2 separate regions of the Homo sapiens genome follow, and region 2 is linked to region 1. A link is a loop called in an ENCODE intact Hi-C map of the cell type or tissue named here. Cell type or tissue: heart left ventricle. All regions are shown on one strand.

What was found. Hi-C counts contacts between places; a loop is a spot of excess contacts. Peaks named below come from ENCODE experiments on the same cell type or tissue, not always from the same donor. Only the 100,000 strongest peaks of a DNase experiment are listed, where the experiment ranks them.
Region 2: it touches region 1 in a loop (1.9-fold over the local background); 2 of 110 quality-filtered maps call a loop at or near these places.

The regions. Positions count from the first base shown.
Region 1 is chr7:80,331,948-80,339,947 of GRCh38, forward strand. LOC105375373 (a long non-coding RNA gene) reads right to left here and starts at 3,006. Exons shown (of 5, transcript XR_007060401.1): 1 at 2,776-3,006; 2 at 1,736-1,817. In heart left ventricle, a CTCF peak has its summit at 3,042; no DNase peak of the experiment used is centred here; H3K27ac peaks cover 1,581 bases.
Region 2 is chr7:80,220,645-80,228,644 of GRCh38, forward strand. GNAI1 (G protein subunit alpha i1) reads left to right here. Exons shown (of 8, transcript NM_002069.6): 8 at 1-5,537. Among named protein-coding and RNA genes, the nearest start is that of GNAI1, 90 kb to the left of the region's middle. In heart left ventricle, no CTCF peak of the experiment used is centred here; no DNase peak of the experiment used is centred here.

The sequences.
Region 1 (8,000 bases):
TCTTACATGGACTCATTGATTTTAAAGAAATAAAAGATCTCAGAATGACAGAAGCCGAATAGTAGCACTACCAACTGCCAGACACAAGGAGGTTCAATTACCATAAAGGGAAGAAGGGTACAGCAGAGTGGCTTGGCTGGGTCTAGGACTTGATAGTTAAGCAGCCTACTAACATTTTGTATAATATATACTTGATCTGGATATTTGATTGAAAAATAAAACTATAGGTTTAGTGATTAGAGATCTGAATTGAGTCACTACAAAGCAGAGTCACAGCCTCTCACTGAAATGCCATATTTAATCTAGTACGTAGATCCAGAACTTTTTGAATGAAGAACAAGCAGATTCCCTTTGGGAGAACCCCAACAAAATTACCATGAGTAGGTACTACGAATAATCCTTTTAGCCTTCCATCAACTAAACTATGGCAATTTCCCAGGGGACACCATGCATTGAATAATGCAAATGGCCAGATTTCTAAGGCATTTTTGGACGTAAGTCCCAAACTGACCCTAAAACATGGAGCTTCAAACTGCTACGGCGAGACTGGTCTTATTGTGATCAGGCAATACGTGAGATTTTGGCTGCCAATAATGTCTATCATGTTGGAATGTGTACTAATGTCTATTAAGTTGTAATAGTCATACTCAGCAACTGACAGAGTCCCCACATTGGGTTTCTGCCCTTTAGAAGACAGCCACTATAATAGGAAGGGAAAAATAGAAGCCGAGGGAGTGCTTCTCTCTAGCAAAGCAATAAATGAAAATTAAGGCCAAATCAAGGGCAGTTGCAGACTACTGCCACTATCAAATATGTGAAAATGCAGAGTAAATTTTTAAATATCACATTCCTATTTAACTCAACTATTTGTTTTGTGAAGAAGACATACAGATCTTGCAGAATCTCTGTTGATTGTCATGAAATTAATCAGGTGGTGACTCTAATTTTGGTTGCTGTTCCAGATGTGGTATCTTTAATGGAGTAAATCAATTTAGCTCCTATTATCCAGTATATAGTTAATATTCGGGTATTTATCTGGAACTTTTTAATATAATTTGTGAAAAACAACAGAAAACAATTTGCTTTCATTTGGCAGAGACAGTAGTATGTCTTCATCATCTTACCTAAGGACTATATAAACTCTTTCTCTCTCACAATAGTTTCTACAGGAAACCATCACACAGGATATAAAGTAGGAGGCTTAGTAACAGAGATATCTAGTGAAAGTGTATGTGAAAGCTCACAAAAACATTCCAGAGAAGGCTTTCAATAATAGTTGTACACAACCCATTCTGTGCAAGTCAGTTTGCCTCTTTTCTTAGTCATTTCATCACTGGATTCATGAATAAAATGGCCATTATGAAGATGAAGTCTAAACAAAGATTTTTATTCTGAGAAAGCTCATGTGGCAATCATGACAGCCAAAGAATGAAACAACCAATAGTGTAGACCAAACCGAGGCCCTGATATAGAACCATTTCCTAGTGTGACAAGTGAGCCAGTCAGTGGCAGAATAATTACTTTGGACCCCCGCCATTCTGGAAGGGAAGAAAACATTGCCTTTAGAAAAGATAATTTGGATATAAATTTGTATTTCTTCCCCCACATTGCTTTCACCAGCATCACCACCTGCGTATAATACCTTATTCTCTCACTTGGTATCCCACATAATATGGCTTCGGACCAAAGAGCTCATTTTACAGTGAAAGTAGTCACTCATATCAGTGAGACTTACTGGTGCTACCATGTACCACATTGTCTGAAGATGCTGTCTTAATGAAATAGCCCGATGGTCTATTGAAGAAACAGTACGTCACCTGCTGGGAGGACAAGAAGAGCCAACACATACACATAAAAGCTTGCAAGTCCAAGGTATCTTCTGACAAGATGTACAATATATTCCAATAGCAATTGATAGCAATAATGACTAATAAATACATGATGCTGTTTCTACAATAGTCAGGACACATGGCTTTGAGAACGAAGGGGCTGGAGTGGGAATATTCCCTGCCCTGTTACCTCAACAATGCACCCAGTAAAAATTTTGTTTTCTCTTTCTGTAACTTTGAACTCTGCTGGATTATTGAGTTTAATTCTCACACACACACACACAAAAATGGTTCTATTCAACTGGAAACTGAGAATTCCATGGAACCACCTTGAGCTCCTTATACCACTGACTCAATGGACAAGGGAAGAGTTAAAGGTCTGAGATGATTGATTCTGATTATTAGGGGAAAATAGGGTTGCTAGGGTTGCTTTTACGCACTCTTAGCCATTACTACTAATGCCTATTGCTGCTGTTGCTACTGCTGCTGCTAATACTACTGGGAACACTTTAGGAATAATATTTAGTCACCCAACCAGGTAAAGAACTGCAACCAGACCAGAAATGCCAGCTGAGAGACAAGGGGCAAGAACTAGATACTGGAAGAAGGAAGTTGTAAAACCCAACTCCAACCTCATGGCTTGTTGCTATGTGTATTTTCAACTCTGCTTTGTTTACATATGTACATGATGGCAAATGTGGACTGAAACAAAAAGTTAAGATTAAAAAGATATTATTTGACTTGCATAAAACTGAATAAGTCTAAAAGAAACTAAATAATTAAGCCTTCAAACAATGTTGTTTTTAAAGTTTGTAGCATTTCCACTTCTGAAATTATTAAAGCTTAAACCCTCACTACGATTTTGGGGCTAACCTGTTTTCCTTGTGTATGTGTCTGAATTTATGCATATTAACCAAATGACATTTTTTCCTCTCTCTTACCTTACCATTGCATATATAATGTGTGCTGTTGCTGGTGGTGATCCTTCTAATTTAGTTGTAAAATATCAAAGAGGGATTTTATGGTAGGTATGCATATTTTCTTCCCTGCTTTGTTTTGCATATATTTTTATGAATAAATTAATTTTTCTCCTCCTTCTTTTTCTCTTTCCTGGGCAGGGGAAAATAAAGTTATTGACATATTTCCAAAACTTCCACTGGATGTCCTTGTTCATTTTCTCCCAAGATCTGCAGGAACAAATGCAAACATTGGCTACAGGAGAAGAAATATTCCACTCCTCACTTGAGGGAGCTGTAATCTGTTTTCCTGTTGCATCCTTTCCCTTAAATGTTTTTCCAGGGTGTTGCAGAGCCACAGAACCCTTGGTAATTTTGCCAAGAACAAATTGTGAAGTAGCTTCTGAACCCATTACCTACTAAGATTTTATTGTTCATCTTAATTTTACAAAATGTCCATTCTTGGCCAAAACATTCTCTTCCTTAAATAACAAGAGATTGTGTAAGTAATTCTTAGAAGGCTCAACTGTATAGACTCCCTTTGGCCAGAGGGGCAAATCCTGGATTGAGTTTTTGAAATATCTTTTTAAAAATTATTTATTGCATAACAAATTAAAGAGGGCCTATAAGTTTTTTTTTTTTTTTTTTTTTAACAGCTGTTGAGCTATTGCTCTTCTGTGATAAAATCCCGTAGAAGATTTAACCTGCTATGGATTTCTGGGAGGTCACAGGGCTAAGTAAACTCGGAATTTGGGGTAAGCTTTTTCAAACAAAGTCACTGAATAGATGTGGATGAGGAAAAAAGCTTGTGAAAGGCATCAGGCACTGCAAACAACAGCTGCAGCTGCAAACCGGAAAGCATTCATATCCCTGTGTGACAGTTTGCTCCTCAGCCTTCCTAGGATTAGGGTGTGCACGCAAACAACACAGATAACACGAGAAAGAGTCGTTTATATCCTTACAATGTTTGCATTTATGTGCACGAGGGTACAAAAGGTGACATAGAAACATATTTGAAACATTGCTCTGTGACTAAGAACTTAGTCTTATCATTAAAGTAATAAACTGTGTGAACTGCCCTAATTTATGCTAAATCTCTCAGAAGCACCAAGCAGCTCAGCTGTTGCTGCTAGACCTCAGCACCTTAAAGATTGGGGATTCCGTGCTCTCTGGTGACAACCCTTGAGGACAAAACAGGCCTATTGGAGAAAGCCATTTATCAGAGCCCTCCTTTGACACAGGGATGCAGGGTGTTTGGACTTCAGGGGACTGCTGTGGAGATGGAGGAGAAGGAGAGAAAGGATAAGTCTACCCTATGCTCTAGAGAAGAGACAGCTGGCTACATATTCTTTCCAACCACACTTGTTCCTACTGGTAGTGCAATCAGGAACAATCTCTAAAATCTATTGCTGCGTATCTAGTATCTGCTTTGAGACATGGAGTCTAATTTTTTGTTTGCTTGTTTACATAGTTTGATTTCTTTTCTAATCTGATGTTAAATAACATCTATAATTTTGCGCTTAAAGTGTAAATTATCACATAAAGAGAACAGTAACAGGATTTCACAAACACTTGTTGTTCTGTCTTATATCAAAATAATATAAAATACTAAGACCTTTATATTAGATATCAGTATGTAGACTCTCATTATTTTGGTATGTAATGTACATTTTAGAGCACCTACCATAAGAATATGATAAATCATGTTGAAATAAATGATTTTTAAGAGAAATTGACATATGATTTTAAGCTAAGTGTATTTCAATCATATTGTATTTTTTTTGCCTAAAATGTTTTATTTCCTTTGTCACCATAGTGAAAAATTATCAGCAAAATATATCTACTGTTATTATAACAACCATGAAAACATTTCCAAATTTATTTTGCCAATCTCTTTAAGGGGCAAAGAACATTCACATTTAAAATATGATGAAAACAAAGTTGCTTAGCTTTAAGTGAAAACTTAACCACTTCAAGAGCAATGATCATACAGAGTATGTTAAGAAGAACTTTTCACTGAGAGACAAAGAAGGATTTTGTCTTTCTAACTTAGTGAATCAAGGGACAGAAATGGAGAGAGAGGCAAAGAAGGATTTTGTCTTTCTAAATTAGTGAACCAAGGGATAAAAATGGAGATTTTAGAAGAGAAAGTCACACTAATTCTCTGCAATTGGAGGTTTCCCAGAAATACATCTGGGAAATGTATTTCCCAGGCCTGAGAGTCAACCTCTTGTAAGTCAGTGTTATATGGTGGTTACATCATCACCTCATCTTCATAGATGCAATAACTTGGTGGAAATTTGGGTATGATTAGATATTTTTCAATGAGTATTAGTCATGAAAATAACTTTTAAAAAAATTAATAGATTTCAAAAGCAGTTTTAGGTCTGTAGGGAAAAAATGAGCAAAAAGTGCAGAGAGCGCCGTACACCCCTTGCACTGCCACCGAGTTCCCCTGTTCTTAACACCTTTCATTAGTGTGGTACATCTGTTACAGTTGATGAGCTAATATTGATATGTTATCTTTCACTAAAGCCAAAATGTGCCTAGAGTTTACTGTTTGTGTTGTACATTCTATGGGTTTTAACACATGTAAAATGACCTGTATCCATCATTATAGTATCATACAGAATGATAGCTTTCACTGTTATATTGCATTTTCATTTAATATTTTTTAAACAATTTACTGAACACATTTTGGGTTAAACCAGCTTTCATGTTGTGCTGAAAGTTCTCCAATTGTTCTTCCAGATTATTCATTTATCTCCTTTCATCCTGCTCTGTACCCCTGGTGGTGACCTCTACAGAATGCATTACTGGGACTCTGCCGAATTTGGGTAGTTTACTCAGTGAAAATTATCAGCAGGTGATCAGAGGAGGGGAGGAGAGGGAGGTCAGGGTGTTTACTCCCTGCTCCTTCCCTGTCTATTTGGGTTCTTTCTTTCTTTCTTTTTTTACTGTACTTTAAGTTCTAGGGTACATGTGCACAACGTGCAGGTTTGTTACATAGGTATACTTGTGCCTTGTTGGTGTGCTGCACCCATTAACTCATCATTTACATTAGGTATTTCTCCTAATGCTACCCCTCCCCCAGTCCCCCACCCTCGTGGCAGGCCCCGGGGTGTGATGTTCCCCACCCTGTGTCAAAGTATTCTCACTGTTCAACTCCCACCTATGAGTGAGAACATGCGGTGTTTGGTTTTCTCTCCTTGTGATAGTTTGCTCAGAATGATGGTTTCCAGCTACATCTATGTCCCTGCAAATGACATGAACTCATCCTTTTTTTGTGGCTACATAGTATTCCATGGTGTATATGTGCTACATTTTCTTAATCCAGTCTATCATTGATGAGCATTTGGGTTGGTTCAAAGTCTTTGCTATTGTGAATAGTGCCACAATAAGCATAACGTATGTGCATGTCTTTATAGTAGCATGATTTATAATCCTTTGGGTATATACCCAGTAATAGGATCGCTTGGTCAAATGGTATTTCTGGTTCTAGATCCTTGAGGAATCGCCATACTGTCTTCTACATGGTTGAACTAATTTACATGCCCACCAACCATGTAAAAGTGTTCCTATTTCTCCACATCCTCTCCAGCATCTGTTGTTTCTTGACTTTTTAATGATTGCCATTCTAACTGGTGTGAGATGATATCTCATTGTGGTTTTGATTTGCATTTCTCTGATGACCAGTGATGATGAGCATTTTTTCATGTGTCTGTTGGCTGCATAAATGTCTTCTTTTGAGAAGTGTCTGTTCATATCCTTTGCCCACTTTTTGATGGGGTTGTTTGTTTTTTTCTTGTAAATTTAAGAGCTTCTGCACAGCAAAAGAAACTACCATTAGAGTGAACAGGCAACCCACAGAATGGGAGAAAATTTCTTCAATCTACCCATCTGACAAAGGGCTAATATCCAGAATCTACAAAGAACTATTTGGGGTTTTGGCAATGACTGTGTTCCTTTACCCATAGCTACAGCAAGCCCCTCTTCCACAGGTTCGGCTCGTACCTGGTTCTAGAAACAGCTCCTTCCTCTGTCCTCTGGGGTCTAGGGGTGGTAAATTCTTCCTGTTGTGACTAGTCCTTGGGTATTTTACCATCTTTTGTTAGTTTCTTTATGCTGCCCACACTTTTGTAAATAGACCCTTCAATAAGTTCTTTTCAATTACCCCTTGAGTCTGCATCTGTCTCTGTAGAAAGAACACACACCTATTTCATTGAATTTTTACAATACTGTTAGAAATTCCAGCCTGTAGACTTAACTTATTCTCATTTTATATTATGTTTAAAAATTAAGGTAAAATTGAGGCTTGGGAAGATTAAAACATTGCCCAATATCACAGACTAAATATATCTTGAGCCAGGGATAAGAATCAGGACTTAGGGGTCTTCACTTCTTGTATAGCCATCTCCCCATGCACAATAGTATCTGGAAAAATGCTTTGCTATTGTGTGGTATGTTCATTATTATGCAAAAAAAAAAATCAATAAGAAAGAAACTATCTATTTTGGAAACAGTGAGTCTGTAAGTGAACTGAATAATTTAGAAAGTGATGAAGTAATACATATGTTAACTAATTTAACTGAGCCGTTTCACAAGTATACATATTTTAGAACATGTTGTACATGATAAGTATATACAATTTTATTTGCCAATTAAAAAAAACAAATTTTAAAAAGTGATGTGAATATTGTGGAGGTCCTTTTGTATTTTGTCATTTTCTGAGATTTTGGATGAGAAGTGGAAAATTTATTAGCATACATTTACATATTCATGAAAGAATATATTTTACACATAAAATTCATTGACTTTTAAAGGCTTCTTTTCAGGTCCTTAATGGTTTGGATAGGTTATTTTATACCTATATTAATATTAATATGAAAGAAAAAATATTTGATTTGTAGAGATGTTTTACTGAATGTAGAAAAATCTCATATAATTTAAGATTAATAGGTATTTTGAAAGAATTCAGCACATTAATAAAACACTGATCAAATAACTAAAGCCTTGGATTTCCACAAAGCACTGACATTGCCCCTTGTAATAACCTAGAGCCAAGATGGAGAAATATGGCTTAGGTTAGACGAAACAGAGATTCGAATTAATTATTGGGCAGTGAAATATAGGGGATGAATTCAATAGATTGGATTGTTGTTAGGAAAAATAGTTAGCTGGAACTCTTATGTAGTGAGTCTCACCCTTGGTCATA
Region 2 (8,000 bases), 110 kb before region 1:
GTTTAATCGAATTCAGTTTGTTACTGAAAAAGTACTGATTAAAATCCATATGTTCTCATTGAATACTGACAGTAACTAGAGATCAAAAAAGGCTTAAAGAGGTTAATTAACTTGAGCAAGACCAGATGAAGGTTTTAAACCTAGAGCTTCTGACTCCATGTCTGTCAGAGGACCCCAAAGATGCTACCTTATTTCCAGAAAATGTGTAAGTAGTGTTTCGCCTATCCCCACTCTGCCCTTGAGTTCCTCTGAGCCATAATAGTTTTTCAGATTTAAAAAAGGAGATACTTATTAATGTCTTTCATCAGAGCTATTTTTTACTCCTTAGATGTGAAGCTACTTAAGAGCACAGTTACCATTTTTTACATCATTTGCCGTTTGCAGAACCACCTTATGTAAATGAATTTAGTTGATACTGTAATCATTATTACAGATGGTAGCATCATCATTGCTTAGTGTGTTATGTTGGAAGTAGAAAGTGATGGTGAAAATCCTAGGCTCTGGCACCCCGTCTGGCTTCAAATCCTGGCTCAATTTCTTATTAACTGGGAAAATCTGGGCAAATAATTTAGTTTTGCTCTGCCTCCATTTATATCATCTGAAAATAAATAAGGATTAAATAATCCATTAATTTTAATGGTTGTTGTCAGCATTAAATAAGTTCACAGTACATGTTAAGTACCTAGAGGGGAGTGTGGAATGTATAAGCCGTCAATACAATTTGCTGTTATTTGATTATAAATAATAGTTTTAAGGTGCCTTTAAAATCATAATCAGTGCTTAACAAATGGTTGTTGATACGTGCTTTGAATGAAATGCCTCAAAAACAAAACTCTCATAATTCGTTTTCATAATGAAAACTAAGTGTCTCACATATTGATACTGGAAAATGAGAAAATGCAATCTCTAATCAACTTGAGGACACTTCTGTCGTTTTAATGTAACCAATAGTATGAGAGAGTTTATATTTTAATGTTAGGTTGGAAATTTTCTTTTTTTTTTTTTTTTTTTTTTTTTGGTATGGAGTCTTGCTCCTTCACCAGGCTGGAGTGCAGTCGTGCAATCTCCACTCTCTGCAACCTCCAACTCCATGGTTCAAGCAATTGTCCTGCCTCAGCCTCCCGAGTAGCTGGGATTACAGGCATGCGCCACTACACCCAGCTAATTTTTGTATTTTTAGTAAAGGGGGGTTTCACCATGTTGGCCAGGATGGTCTTGATCACCTGACCTTGTGATCTGACCGCCTCGGCCTCCCAAAGTGCTGGGATTACAGACGTGAGCCACTGCGCCCAGCCAGTTTTCTTTTTTAGTTCTTTTCAAAACCCTTTCTTAACAGTTGAAATGCATTTATATAAAGAAGTTTACGTTTCACAATCCCACTGGCCTGTTTCCCAGGCATTTTTTTAAACCAATTACTGTTTGCTTTGGTGTCTGTTGTGATTTCTCTTATTTAGTTGGATTTTGTAGTTACTTTAAAAGTTACGAAATTTCACATTTCATCAAGTCCAGAGGCCAGAGACACCCAAATATGCACAGACAGGAATCAGCTGCAATTGTCCAAGCCAGAGCTGATTAGGCCTCAACTGGAATAGTCCCACCATGTAATAAATCTTCCTGAGTATTGTGTATAAGGTCAAATATTTCCAGCTTCTTTGATTTTACTGCCCGTCTTCCTAGGTCTCCATCCGTAAAGTGGATGGAAACACTGTCATTGAAGGAGCTAGTTCTTCAAATTTAATTTTTTTTTTTTTTTTTTTCCTGAGACAGAGTTTCGTTCTTGTTTCCCAGGCTGGAGCGCAATGGTGCGATCTCGGCTCACCGCAACATCCGCCTCCCGGGTACAAGCAATTCTCCTGCCTCAGGTTCCCGAGTAGCTGGGATTACAGGCATGCGACACTACACCCAACTAATCTTGTATTTTTAGTAGAGACGGGGTTTCTCCATGTCGGTCGGGCTGGTCTCGAACTCCTGACCTCAGGTAATCCGCCCACCTCGGCCGCCCAAAGTGCTGGGATTACAGGTGTGAGCCACCGCACCTGGCCAAAATATTTTTAATTGATTAAAAATGAGATAATTTGAGGAAACATGCATAGAATACTAGACAGAGACTATTTTAGCAGATAAGAGTGCCACTTTTAGTAAAAGAAGTTGTCACCTAGAAGAAAGTACAGGTGCTCCTTGACTTACCGTGGGTTAAGTCCTGAAAAGCCCACTGTAAGTTGATAATACCTTATTTTGAAAATGCATTTAATACACCTAACCTACCAAATGTAGCTTAGCCTGGCCTAACTTAAAGGTGCTCAGAACACTTAGATTAGCATACAGTTGGACAAGATAGCATAAAGCCTATTTTACAATAAAGGATATCTCATGTAATTTTCTTGGATACTGTACTGAAAATGAAAAACAGATTGATTGCATGGGTACTTGAAATATGGTTTCTAACTGAATGCATACCAGTTTCGCACCAATGTAAAGTTGAAAAATTGTTAAGTTGGACCATCATACGTTGGGGACCATCTGTACATAGAGTAGGACTCTTGAGAGCCTAAGGGCCACAGAAATTCCTTTTCCAACTGCAGTGTCTATGGAGGGATTCTTATAATTAATTTTATTCCTGTGCAAACACACTATCTGTGTATTCTCTATTTTACCAGGATTTTTTGTTTTTGCTAAATTAGACATACAATTTTGCAGTTATTTTTTACTAAGTTGACAAATGTTTGTACAATTTCAGTGTAAAGCTAGTCTTCAAAATAAACCACTGTGAAGATTGGATATTACCTTGGATTTTCTGTTGTGCACTCTTGAATTTTAATTATGTTCTGTGGAAACTTCACAGAGTTTTAGCTTTGATCCTTCCTTCACTTTTGAAAATCAAGAGTAAAGTTAAGTCAAAGCTACTTCTAAACAGCTCTATCTTTAATTTCTATTAAATAGTACTGAGGTATCAATTTTGTAGCTTGTGGAATGCGGACTATCCCAGCAGCAAATTCATTAATATGGTTTGTATAGGACTCACTTTGCAGCATTCAATTTTAGTATAACATGTTTTCCTGTTTACAAATATAAGTAATTACCTTTCCGTTTTAAGTGACCAATTGTCCTAGCAATCTACTTCACAAGGCAATTTACCTGTAATAAATATAACTTTTTTGCAGACTTGAGCATACGTTTAAACCATTTAACCATTCTTGAATTTCTTAACATAGTAAGTTACAAATTTTAACTATGAATCTTCTTCTTCGAAAGGAATCTTGTCTAAATCTAATAAAGCATTTTTCTGGCTGAAGCTGCAATGGAAAGCTTCAGTATGAAGCTGGCATAAGGAAAGCCAGTAAAAAGTGCCCTTTCTTCTTTCTGAGAGCCCCACCTCTGATCCTCCTACACTTAAGGCTTCTAGATGCAGATTTATACAATAGTGCTAAATCAAGACCTTGAAAAATGTACTCATATAGTAAGATTTACTCAAAACCACGAACTCCTCCATTATTTAAAATATGTTAGAGATACATAAATATATAGAGAAAATGCATACATACATAATTTATTGAGTGCCTACTGTGTGCTAGGTACTTTTCTGGGTACCTTACTAATGCTCTCATTTAGTCATCAGAGCAGTCCTGCAATATTGGTAAAATTTCCATTTTCTATATAAGGAAACACATTTAAGAGAGGTTAGTATTTTGTGCAATGTTGGCTATCTAGGAAGTGGCAGAGCTGGGTGTAAAATCTAGAGTTAAGACCTTTGTTAGCCATATCTTCAAAATCCAGTGTCATTTCTTAGCCATATCTTCAAAATCCAGTGTCATTTCTTAGCCATATCTTCAAAATCCAGTGTCATTTCTTAGCCATATCTTCAAAATCCAATGGCATAAAGAAGTTTTTCACAAGGGTGCCACATGGTGTAGTGCAGCATGTCCAACAGCATTGCCTGAACAGATGTTAATAAGTATGCATGATGCACATTAGCATGTCAATGGCTGTGAAAAGCCAGTGCAGTAAAGAAGTAAAGAGCTCTCTGTGTGTTAACCCTCCATTTCACAAACATAGGAACTGCACAGACACAGCAGCCACTACCCAGGTGTGAATGCAGAGCACTTAAAACGTAGCTAGTCCAAAGTGAGTTGGCCTATTAGTGTAAAATACAAGAGTTCAGATACACAGAATTTAAAAATTACATGTTGAACTGATTTGTGATATATTGGGTTATATAATTTTAAAATTCTACTTTTTTTTACATTTTTAATGTGGTTTTGGAAAATAGGTACTCATGTGTCTTTGCATTATATTTGTATTTGGGAAATGAAATGCTTTATTTTTCTTCCACAACAACTCTATTTGCATTGCATGGAAATGTTCCCAAGTTTTAGAGAAACACATACAAAAACTAAAAAGGATAGAATGCTAAAATTTGAATGTGGAAGATGTGGGTCTTGGTGTCTTGAATAAATCACACCTTCAGTGACTTTCTTGGGAAATGGTGGGCCTCAGTAAAGACTTGGACTATTCCAGTTTTAAATGCTATCGTTTGGTTTGGTGTAATATAGCCTTTCCTGTGGGGGGAAAACCCATCTCATTTTCACTTTAAATATGTCAGCTATAATAAAAGAGAGACATACACATTTTAAGATCTATACTCTAAAACAGGGTTTTGAAATTAGCAGCTCTCTTTATTTTTAGTTCCAATACATGGAGGGGGAGTTGACCCTTCAAGATACTGGAAAATTATTAAATCCAGTTTACAGACTCATCTCTTTAGTCTGCAGCCAAATCAAAAGATTAGTGGGGTTTTTTTTAATGTTGTTATTGTGTTGTGTTTTGTTTTTTTAATATGTTTCAATTCCCCTAGCCAAATTCCTTTCTTTCTCCACACCTCCCACAGGACTGGGCTGAGCACAGTCATGCATTAAAAAAGCTTCTGAACTTATTTTGGAAAGAGTAGCTCCCTGGAGTGTGGAGGAGGACAGGAATTTGCTATCTGCAGGACTTAAATCAGGATAGAGTATCAAATATTCCAAGGCCTTACATGCATGTTTTGTTTTTTGATAAAGACAGAAGATTGCAAATGGTTTGCTCTTTAACAGTCAATAAAATCATATCTACTAATCAATACATTTGAAGTTTACTAGATTCTCAAACTTTCCATAAGATTTGAGTTCATTAGTTTAATGGGATCGATCTGAGAAAAATTAGATTTATGTGCAGATTTTAGCTACCCTTGTCCTTGGAATGTGTATGCACACACACACACATCTGTGAGAATGATTATTTTCTACTTGATACAGTGTGCATCAAATAAAAGTTTACTATATTGGAATATGGGAATAAATTCATTTATAATTAGTTGAAATTGTCCAGACACATATTTTAGAAAAGTATGTTATTTTTGTTTTAAGTTTGGAAGAACCTGAATGATTAAACCTGATTTAAGTCCCTCTAACAATTATGAAGAAAAAAAAAGACTAGATTTTATATCAACTTAATTGTCTTTTGGTTTAAAATTATGTATCCAATAAAGACATTTAAAAAGTAAATTTATGTCCATATTATTTTTAATAATCCAGCCTTTGAAAAAAATCATTGGCCGGGCACGGTGGCTCAAGCCTGTAATCCCAGCACTTTGGGAGGCCGAGGCAGGCGGATCACGAGGTCAGGAGATCGAGACCATCCTGGCTAACACAGTGAAACCCCATCTCTACTAAAAATACAAAAAAAAATTAGCTGGGCATAGTGATGGGCGCCTGTAGTCCCAGCTACTCGGGAGGCTGAGGCAGGAGAATGGAGTGAACCCAGGAAGCTGAGTTTGCAGTAAGCCAAGATTGTACCACTGCACTCCAGCCTGGACGACAGAGCAAGACTCCATCTCAAAAAAAAAAAAAAATCATTTTTTAATCACATCATGTTCCTATTTATACACATCATTAAGGTAATTCTATTTTTATCTCTTGTATTAAGTTGGTTGAATGCACTTTATTTAAATACATTATGGTTCACATGGAAAGCAGAGCTTTACATGGAAGAAAAGCAGCATCAATCCTACCTAATTTCTTGGGATCCAAGTTTTTTTTAGGACTGTGATTTTTCTTGGCATTAAGTATGTGGATAATCAAAATCAAGGATTATTCTGTTTACTAACACATATTTGACTGGCAATCTCAGGCCAGGGCTGTTTTAAACACGACTTATCTCAAATTTAGCGAAAGAGTTCACTTAAGTCATATAAACGCTTCATCTTTTCTAATTAAGTGTTATCTCTTTTTTCCATGAACCTTTGGCAAAAATGTCCTTTGTGTTTAGCTACTGTCAAGGACAGTTTGGAAGCATTTGACCCGTTAAGGAAAATACAGCTGCTATCTCCACTTATAGACATTGTGGCAAAGCTCTAATGAAAAAGCAACTTTAAAAATGTATATGTTTCTTCTAATAACTCATTTCACCAAGTCAATTTAATACTTTTAATTTAGGTCTGAAAAGACTAAGGACAACATTTGGTGTGGATAGGTTTTTAAAAATTTTGCCACAGAGATTTGGACAGAACAAAACTATTATATTGACATTATTATTTTTACTCCAAACCCTGTTTTTCCACAGTATTTAGGAATAAGAGTGTAAGTGTGTGAACTCAGGTGTCATTTACTTTTCAAATGACAACTTAGCACCTTTGCTGTGAAAAGTCCCATTTAGGGACACAAAACAGGAATAGTAATGAAGAGGCCAGACTGTCTGAAACTGAATCCTGGCCCTGCTGCCTCCAATTGTGTGACTTTGAATAAGTTACCTGGCCTTTCTATGCCTCAATGATTTCCATATAAAATGAGGATAACATTAGTGCTGTCCTCCTGTAGTTGCTGCAGGGACTCATGAGTTATTAATGTAAGGTGCATGATGTGTGCCAGACACATGGTAATTGTGATGGAACTTTTAAATATAAATTTCATCATAGTGATGTTGGTGATGATGACAAATATGAAGAATAGAGAGGAAAAGAAAACGGAGATAGACATTTAAGTAACTAATTGTAATTCAAGGCAAAACAAAATGGGTTTGGTGACCGTCTGTTCCAGCACAGTTCCAGTTTATCTCTATTGTCACAGCATGATTATTAACTTCATCCCATTGCAGTCTCAGAATGGATCTATAGTCCTGGACATAAGAGCAACCTGATATGAGAGGTCACAGGACAGACTTAAGGCCTTACGAAGGAAAAGACTTTTGAACTGACCCATAAAAGGAACAGGGGCAGAGAGGGAAAGTCATTTCTCTGTCTGTTGCCCAGCTCTTCGTGAAGGGGAGCTAGAAGAAGCTACATTTTCCTTTAGTTTTCAGCAGAGCAGAAAAAAATTCCAAACAAGACTATATTAATGTTCTATTGCCACTGTAACAATTTACCACAAAATTACTGGTATAAAGCAATATAAATTTATACACTTAAATTCTGGAGGTCAAAAGTCTAAAATGGGTCCATGGGACTGCACATCATCTAGAAGCTCTAGGGGAGAATCTGTTTCTTTGCCTTTTCCTCTTTCTAGAGGCTGTTCACATTCCCTGGCTCATAAGCCCTTCCACTGTCTTCAAAACCCAAAGCCTATCCTCTTCCCTCCAATCTCTGCATCTGTCCTTACATTTTCTCTATATGTGTTCTGACTCCTGCCTCTTTCCTATAAGGACCCTTTTGATTACACTGAGCTCATCTGGGTAATCCGGAATAACCTCTGTAATTTAAGAGGCTTAATTTAATCACACGTGTAAAATCCCTTTCACCCTATAAAGTAACATGTCCACAGCTTTCAGGAATTAGAACATGGACAACTTTTGGTGGGGGCGGTGTGTTATTCAGCCTACAACCGAGACTCATTTTTCTGGTATCAACAGTACAGTATTTAAAGTCAAATATCATCCTATTAAAGATGAAAGGTTCAATGTTTTAACAATCTCAGGCGCAGAGCTGTCAGCTAACTGCAGTTTCCAAAACCAGAATCAGGAATTCTCTGAGTTAC